Linked DNA regions of Homo sapiens: region 1 is linked to region 2. Evidence: read pairs that join two places in POLR2A ChIA-PET (ENCODE). Cell type or tissue: PC-9. All regions are shown on one strand. Each heading gives the region's core, and the rest is flanking DNA. Links, peaks and the distances in the headings are about the cores only.

Evidence for each region. Peaks named below come from ENCODE experiments on the same cell type or tissue, not always from the same donor. Only the 100,000 strongest peaks of a DNase experiment are listed, where the experiment ranks them.
Region 1: POLR2A ChIA-PET joins it to region 2 with 5 read pairs; 4 of 35 experiments call an interaction of 5 or more read pairs at or near these places.

Annotation. Positions count from the first base shown.
Region 1 is chr11:74,578,673-74,583,094 of GRCh38, forward strand. No RefSeq gene overlaps it. Among named protein-coding and RNA genes, the nearest start is that of POLD3, 12 kb to the right of the region's middle. RefSeq lists an enhancer at 2,848-2,897. In PC-9, for the core only: no CTCF peak of the experiment used is centred there; a DNase peak (open chromatin) is centred at 2,669; H3K27ac peaks cover 905 bases.
Region 2 is chr11:73,984,798-73,988,844 of GRCh38, forward strand. No RefSeq gene overlaps it. Among named protein-coding and RNA genes, the nearest start is that of UCP2, 4.0 kb to the left of the region's middle. In PC-9, for the core only: no CTCF peak of the experiment used is centred there; no DNase peak of the experiment used is centred there.

The DNA.
Region 1 (4,422 bases), core at 252-4,251, 590 kb after region 2:
GAGTTGAGATCGTGCCACTGCAGTCCAGCCTGGGTGACAGAGTGAGACTCCATTAAGGAAGGAAGGAGGGAAGGAGGGAGGGAGGCAGGGAGGGAGGGAGGGAGGGAGGGAAGGAATGAAGGAAGGAATGAATGAAGGAAGGAAGGAAGGAAGGAAGGAGAGAGAGAGAGAGAGACTTTATTCTAAAATCAACAGAGAACCACCAAAGGGTTTTAAGCAGGGAGTAACATCATCAGATCTGTGTTTCAGAAACATCATCCTGGCCAGGTGCAGTGGCTCACACCTGTAATCCCAGCACTTTGGGAGGCCGAGGCAGGTGGATCATGAGGTCAAGAGATCGAAACCATCTTGGCCCACATGGTGAAACTCCGTCTCTATTAAAAATATAAAAATTAGCTGGGTGTGGTTGTGGGCACCTGTAGCCCCAGCTAATCGGGAGGCTTAGGCAGGAGAATCGCTTGAACCCAGGAGGCAGAGGTTGCAGTGAGCCGAGATCGCACCACTGCACTCCAGCCTGGCGACAGAGCGAGAATCTGTCTCAAAAAAAAAAAAAAAAAAAGAAAAGAAAAGAAACATCATCCTAGAACTTGTGTTAAAGATGAACCAGGGCCAGGGAGGGCGGATTGGAGGAGAGATGAAGCTAGAAAAGATGAGGACGAGCAGGCATTTCCTTTATTAGTAGAAAAACAACTTAAAAAGAAAAGACTGATGATAGGAGGGCCTGAAATAGGGCAGGTACAGGGACAGCAGAGGGGTGGTGGAGGCATCATAGAGCAAGGGAAAATGAGGGAAGTTAGTTGGGGAAGTCCACTATCTGATTTTGCCTTAAGAAGAAAATATTGAAAGGTAAGATACTTTAAATTGGTCAACCCCAAACATATGGAATGTTTACTAAAGTACTGTGTGTCAAGGTTGTACGTAGGAACACGTGAAGCCTCCCTGTGGGGTCTAGCAGCAGGGCTCTTTGCAGCCCTCAAGCCTGTTTAGGACCTGGGCTCGTTGCCTCTCTGTCCTCATTTCTGATCATTGGGTCTTTGAAGGAAGCTGGATTTCCCCATTAGCTTATCTATAATGCTCACTTGATAACAGACAATAGTCATTGCAGTGGTGCAAGGAAAAGTAGACAACACCTTCCACAAACAATATTCTGTAACTCAACAAAAAGGACTATAGAGCAGAACAATATTTAATTCAATTTCATCCACCCATCCATCTATTCACCAGGCATTCAGTTTCCAGCCAATAAATATTTGCTAAGGGCCTGTCCATTCCAGTTTTAGCCAAGCAGGGTGCTGGGAACCAGGGATGAAAAGGCCTTTGAAGAATTCCATGTCCCCTCCTGCAGATTCCAGCCTTCAGTTCCTCCAGTCAGGCCTCCCTGACTGACAACACTCTAGACGGAGCAGACCCCACAATGCCTGGCATGCCTTTTCCTAACACAAACGTCCACCACCACCTCCTAGCCCTGTGGCTTAGACAGACATGCTATGAAGCTCACGACCATCCTCAACTCCTTCCACCTCTCCATTTCCATGTATTTAATTGGCCAGAGTTGTCCTCACCTTCTATCTTCAGTTCTTCTCACTCTTCATTCCTTAAATTACTGAACTCTGGCTTTTGTGCCTGTCACTCTTCTAGCTGACGGAGACCAAATTCAATGCATTCCTTTTTTTTTTTTTTCCTGCGATGGAGTCTCGCTCTTTAGCCCAGGCTGGAGTGAAGTGGCATGATCTCGGCTCACTGTAACCTCCGCCTCCTGGGTTCAAGCAATTCTCCTGCCTCAGCCTCCCGAGTAGTTGGGATTATAGGTGCCCACCGCCACACTCAGCTAATATTTGTTTTTTTGTTTGTTTGTTTGTTTGTTTTTGAGACGGAGTCTTGCCCTGTTGCCCAGGATGTAGTGCAATGGCGCAATCTCGGTTCACTGCAACCTCCGCCTCCCGGTTCAAGCAATTCTCCTGCCTCAGCCTCCCGAATAGCTGGGATTACAGGCGCCCGCCACCACACCCAGCTAATTTTTGTATTTTTACTAGAGACGCGTTTTCACCATGTTGGCCAGGATGGTCTCGAACTCCTGACTTCGTGATCTACTTGCCTCAGCCTCCCAAAGTGCTGAGATTGCAGGCGTGAGCCACTGCTCCCAGCCTAATTTTTGTATTTTTAGTAGAGAGGGGTTTCACCATGTTGCTCAGGCTGATCTTGAACTCCTGACCTCAGGTGATCCACTTGCCTCGGCTTCCCAAAGTGCTGGGATTACAGGCATAAGCCACCGCATCTGGCCAACATGGTCTTTTAACTGTTTGTTAACTTATCTGTCTCCAACCTGGGCCATATGTCTCTTGTATACTATTGTATCTCATATATATAGTGAAGTCTAAGAAGAAACTCAGTGAACAAGTGAGGAATGAATGAATGAGCACTTGTCCAAGAGGACCTGTCCACGGGCTGCTTAGTATCCTGAAAAAATTTTGATAATCTGAAATTTTAAAAAAACCTAAAACTGAAATAAGTTGAGCAAATTGGACTGGACCATTTAGGAATTACAAAATGGGGAACTGTTGAGAAAATCTGTAGTTAGTCATGGGCCAAAAGCTGGAAGTGGTAGTTGAGATGAGCCATGGCAACAATGGCTGTGTTTACACTAAAATTATGAGGAAACAAAAACTGTGGTTAAGCAGAGAAGAAAACAGAGCAGTCATACAGAAAGAAGCAATTAGGTCAAAAGACAATGAGGCAAAGAGAGCAGCTCACTCCATCCAGACTGTGTCTGGAACAGCCCTTGCCCTTCTTTACCTGACATGAAAGCTGAGACCATGTGACAGCTCCTCAGGAAGCCTCCCTGACCAGCAGTGTTTGGGGGCAGAAACCAATGTTCTCTGAAAAAATGATCATATGCTTCTTTCTAGCCCTGAATGCCAACCCCACCTGACACACATTGTAAGAATTCAGAGGCCAGGTGCGGTGGCTCACGCCTATAATCCTAGCACTTTGGGAGGCCAAGGTGGGCGATCACCAGGTCAGGAGTTCGAGACCAGCCTGGCCAATATGGTGAAACACCAGCTCTACTAAAAATACAAAAATTAGCCCGGCATAGTGGCGGGCGCCTGTAATCCCAGCTACTCGGGAGGCTGAGGCAGGATAATTGCTTGAACCCAGGAGGCGGAGGTTGCAGTGAGCCAAGATCACGACACTGCACTCCAGCCTGGGTGACAGAGGGAGACTCTGTTTCACAACAAACAAAAAAACAAAAAATTCAGAAATGATGTGCTTAAGACAAAATTGCCCATAGCCAGTTTCCAGTTATCTTCACTTTTAGCATCACTACTCCAAGCACTCTCCCAGCCCCCAAGGGAAGGGAGAAAGGAAAAAATTTATACAAAGCATATGCAAGGTGGGGATGGAAGGTCCTCCTGCTCTTTTTCTGAATGTCTGAGGCAGCAAAGGTAGAGATGTGAACCTCTGGTGAGCGAGCTGAGGAATAAACAGGCTGGGATGTGAGTGTGGCTGGGAGCATGACGGGGTGGTATAGGTATAGAACAGGAAAACCAGTATCACAGTGTCCTCTTGGCTCACCCACTTAGTTTTGGTAACTGAGGGACTTTACATTGATTTTTATAGCACTGATAAGGTGTTTTAGAACAAGCACCTGCAGGCTTATCTCACTGTCCTTGAGCTCCTACGTCACCAGCTGTCATGAGCGTGATGTGTCCTGGCCTGGCCTGGCCTGGGTAGCTATACATTCCACAAGACAGTCTATGTAAGATACACATGTTCTCATAAAAGTTTATGACAACTTTAAAAAATGCTTTTATTTTTGAGATGGGGTCTTGCTTTGTCACCCAAGCTGGAGTGCAGTGGCATGATCATAGCTCACTGCAGCCTTGACGTCCTGGGCTCAAGTGATCCTCCTGCCTCAGCCTCCCGAGTAGCTAGGACTACAGGCACAAGCCACCACACCTGGCTATTTTTTTCTTTTTCTTTTTTTGTAGAGATGGGGTTGCCCTGTGTTGCCTAGGCTGGTCTCAAACTCCTGGACTCATGCGATCCTCCCACCTCAGCCTCCCAAAGTGTTGGGATTACAGGCATGAGCCACCATGCCTGGCCTAAACAACTTTTTGAAAAAGAAGAAATACAGGCTTGTGATGTATTGTTAAAAGTTGTAACAAAGACAGCACTCTGGCCACGTGTGGTGGTTTACGCCTGTAATCCCAGAACTCTGGGAGGACAAGGTGGGTGGATCACTTGAGGCCGGGAGTTTGAGACAAGCCTGGCCAACATGGTGAAACCCTGTCTCTACCAAAAATACAAAAATTATCCAGGCGTGGTGGTACACACTTGTTGTTCCAGCTACTCAGGAGGTTGAGTTATGAGAATTGCTTGAACCCAGGAGGTAGAGGTTGCAGTGACCCAAGATTGCACCAC
Region 2 (4,047 bases), core at 1-4,000:
CACTGTGCCTGGCCTCAAGAAATTCTCTTAAATTCTTTCAGGGTGGGGGCAGATCTGAGCAATCCTATAGACATACAAACGCTGCACCCTTGGATTTTTAGCAGCTTGCTCAAGTCATAAGATGTCCTGTGGACAAACTGGAGAATGTATGGGTACAGATAAATGTATTTTGAAAACTTGTAGCCAGGTGAGGTGGCTCACGCCTGCAATCCCAGCACTTTGGGAGGCTGAGGCGGGCAGATCACCTGAGGTCAGGAGTTGGAGACTAGCCTGGCTAACATGGTGAAACCCTGTCTCTACTAAAAACACAAAAATTAGCTGGGAGTGGTGGTAGGTGCCTGTAGTCCCAGCTACTCGGGAGGCTGAGGCAGGAGAATCGCTTGAACCCGGGAGGCAGAGGTTGCAGTGAGCTGAGACTGCGACATTGCACTCCAGCCTGGGCGACAGAGCAAGACTCTGTCTCAAAAAAAAAAAAAAGAAAACTTGTTTCACATCTATTTCATTGAATTGTGTGTACACGCACACACACACACGTTTATTTGTAAATATTTTGTATGTGCCAATAACCAAATTGACAAAGTTTCATATATTTTGTTGTATAATTTTAACATCATCCCAGGAAACAATCCACTGTGCTTACAGTTTTGGAACTTCTAAATCTTTAAATACAAACTGTATTTGAAACACTGAAAATGAAAAAAAGACACAAGAATGAAAGAGAAAACTGAAAACATTAGGTAATTAAAACCAACATGAGAAAAACTTAAACATTTCCTTAGTCTCTGATAATTTCTGCTAAAAATATTGAGTAGATTGGCTATATTAACTTTCCTCCCCTCATCAAACAAGCATACAGTTATCTGATTGCATTTTTAAAAAGAAGTCGAATTTGATAACCATACATTTTAAAAATTGACATGAAACTGAATTTCTTTAAACCCACTTAGCAGATGAGATGGGGCACGGTGGCTCACACCTGTAATCCTAGCAGTTTGGGAGGTTGAGACGGGTGGATCACTTGAGGCCAGGAGTTGAAGACCAGCCTGGCCAACATGGCAAATCCCTGTCTCTACAAAAAATACAAAAATTAGCTGGGCATGGTGTTGCACGCCTATAGTTCCAGCTACTTGGGAGGCTGACATGGAGGATCACCTGAGCCTGGGAGGTTGAGGCTGCAGTGAGCCATGATTGTGCCACTACACTCCAGCCTGGGTGACAGGGTGACCCTGTCTCAAAAAAAATAAAAAATACCTGTAATCCCAGCACTTTGGGAGGCCAAGGCGGGTGGATCATGAGGTCAAGAGATCGAGACCATCCTGGCCAACATGGTGAAACCCCATCTCTACCAAAAATACAAACATTAGCTGGGTGTGGTGGTGCTTGCCTGTAGTTCCAGCTACTTGGGAGGCTGAAGCAGGAGAATCGCTTGAACCTGGGAGATGGAGGTTGCAGTGAGCTGAGATCCTGCCACTGCACTCCAGCCTGGCGACAGAGCAAGACTCCGTCTCAAAATAAAATAATTTTAAAAAACCTCTTAGGAGATTAAATTGAATCATATATTTGTTAATTTCCATGTCCATTTTGATGTTTGTTCTTCTTCTTGGTTTTGGTTTCTGAAAAAAGGGTGGGGAAATGGTGACACAAAGCCAGATGGAATTACTTGACATGTTTGTCACATAATTAACCATTGTAAATGAATTTTCCTTGGTAACACATCCTGGTTTTTTTTTTTTTTTTTTTTTTTTTTTTTTTTTTTTTTTGAGATGGAGTCTTGCTCTGTCGCCAGGCTGGAGTGCAGTGGCGCGATCTCGGCTTACTGTAACCTCCATCTCCCAGGTTCAAGCGATTCTCCTGCCTCAGTCTCCCGAGTAGCTGGGATTACAGGTACGTGCCAACATGCCCAGCTAATTTTTGTATTTTTAGTGGAGATGGGGTTTCACCATGTTGGCCAGGATGGTGTCTATCTCTTGACCTTGTGGTCCACCTGCCTCGGCCTCCCAAAGTGATGAGATTACAGGTGTGAGCCACCGGGTCTGGCCCACTCCTGTATTTTAAAAGTTGAATTGAAAAACACCGAGTTAAAAGATGCATTTTTTCCCATGAATTGTGTGAATGAAATAAAGCTAAATTCACAAAGCATGAACATAGCAGTCGTTCTCATTTTGCTCACAGTTCTAAAAATGCAAATTCTCCCCAACTTCTTAGAGCATGACAGGTGTTCAGCTGGCAATCTTTCCATGTTTACATAAGAAGCTAGAATTGATCATATGGTTTTACAGTGCTTTCCCGAAAATCTGTGATTGTTATTAGATTCTGTTTTTCCTCTATTACCTCTCAAAGGAAATAAAGCAGCAAATTACTCCCATATTTTGAGCTCTAAATTCAAGAACTACTAAATTCACTGCCAGCCATTACAAATATTCAGTTCTTTATTAAGGTACACATCATTACAGTAGGCTCAGAGTGCTAATACATGAATAATAACTATAGTTAGTAAAACAATGCAAATGGAGATCAGTTTAAAGAGCCCTGATCAATGAAGTAATTTTCAGTTGAAAAATTGTAGAAGGTATGTATTAAAAAGCACTAGTAATATATGATAATTCAATAAGTCATTGAATGAATAAGTGAGTGAATCCAACTAACTAGAAATTATTTTGATATATTAGTTTTCTTTTGTTTTTTCTTTTTTTTTTTGAGATAGAGTTGTGCTGTGTCGCCCAGCCTGGAGTGCAGTGGCAAGATCTTGGCTCACTGCAACCTCTGCCCCCCAGGTTCAAGCGATTCCTGCCTCAGCCTTCCAAGTAGCTAGGATTACAGGCACACACACCACGCCGTGCTAATTTTTTGTATTTTTAGTAGAGGTGGGGTTTCGTCATGTTGGCAGGTTGATCTTGAACTCCTAGCCTCAATAGATCCACCCACCTCGGCCTCCCAAAGTGCTGGGATTATAGGTGCAAGCCACCACACTCCACCTAGTTTTCTTTCTTCTTCTTCTCTTTTTTTTTTTTTTGAGACCGAGTTTCACTCTTGTTGCCCAGGCTGGAGTGCAATGGCATGATCTGGGCTCATTGCAACCTCCACCTCCCGGGTTCAAGCGATTCTTCTGCCTCAGCCTCCCGAGCAGCTGGGATTACAGGTACCTGCCACCACGCCCAGCTAATTTTTGTATTTTTAGTAGAGACAGAGTTTCACCATGTTGGCTGGGCTGGTCTTGAACTCCTGACCTCAGGTGATCCACCCGCCTCGGCCTCCCAAAATGTTGGGATTACAGGCGTGAGCCACCATGCCTGACCCTAGTTTTCTTATATAGACAAATCTTTATAACATACTTTTAGTTTGTACCTCATGTAAGACAAAGTAGAAAACTATTATATTTACCCCAAACACAGCACTGACAATGCCAACCTGGTGAAAAATATTAAATCCTATATATAGGCCATAGTATTGAACACATGCTTATATTAACACTCTTAAGGAAGACATATATTTATAGAAGTTAAGCCACACATAGTCTGTTTTGTTATTTTATTTTTAGAGATAGGATCTCGCTCTGTTGCCGAGGCTGGCGTGCAGTGGTATGATCATAGCTCACTGCAGCCTTGAACTCCTGGACTCAAGCAGTCCTCCCACCTCACCCTCCTGAGTAGCTGGGATTAAGGCACGAACCGTGCCTGTAGCTACTATGTGTAGTGCCTGGCTACAACTAGTTTTATAAAGAAGAAAAAGTCAGCGAAAGTATTTACGTAATAACATTCTCAAATTCTTTGTTTGCCAGATATCTTATTTGGTCACTTAGGGTACAGTTTTAAACTAGTAAACAATTATACTATAGAAGAACTAAATTAAATTATAACATGGCACAGACTTCCTAAGGAAGGTAACTCAAAAAATCTAAAAAGTGATACCAATTATTCTAATTAACATTTGAGATACTAAACGAATTAATGACCGAAGACAACCTTTGAAACTTATTCAATTATTTTTTAAAAGTGTACTAGCATAATTTAAGATCAGTTTGCCTAAGATTACATCTTTTATTTTATT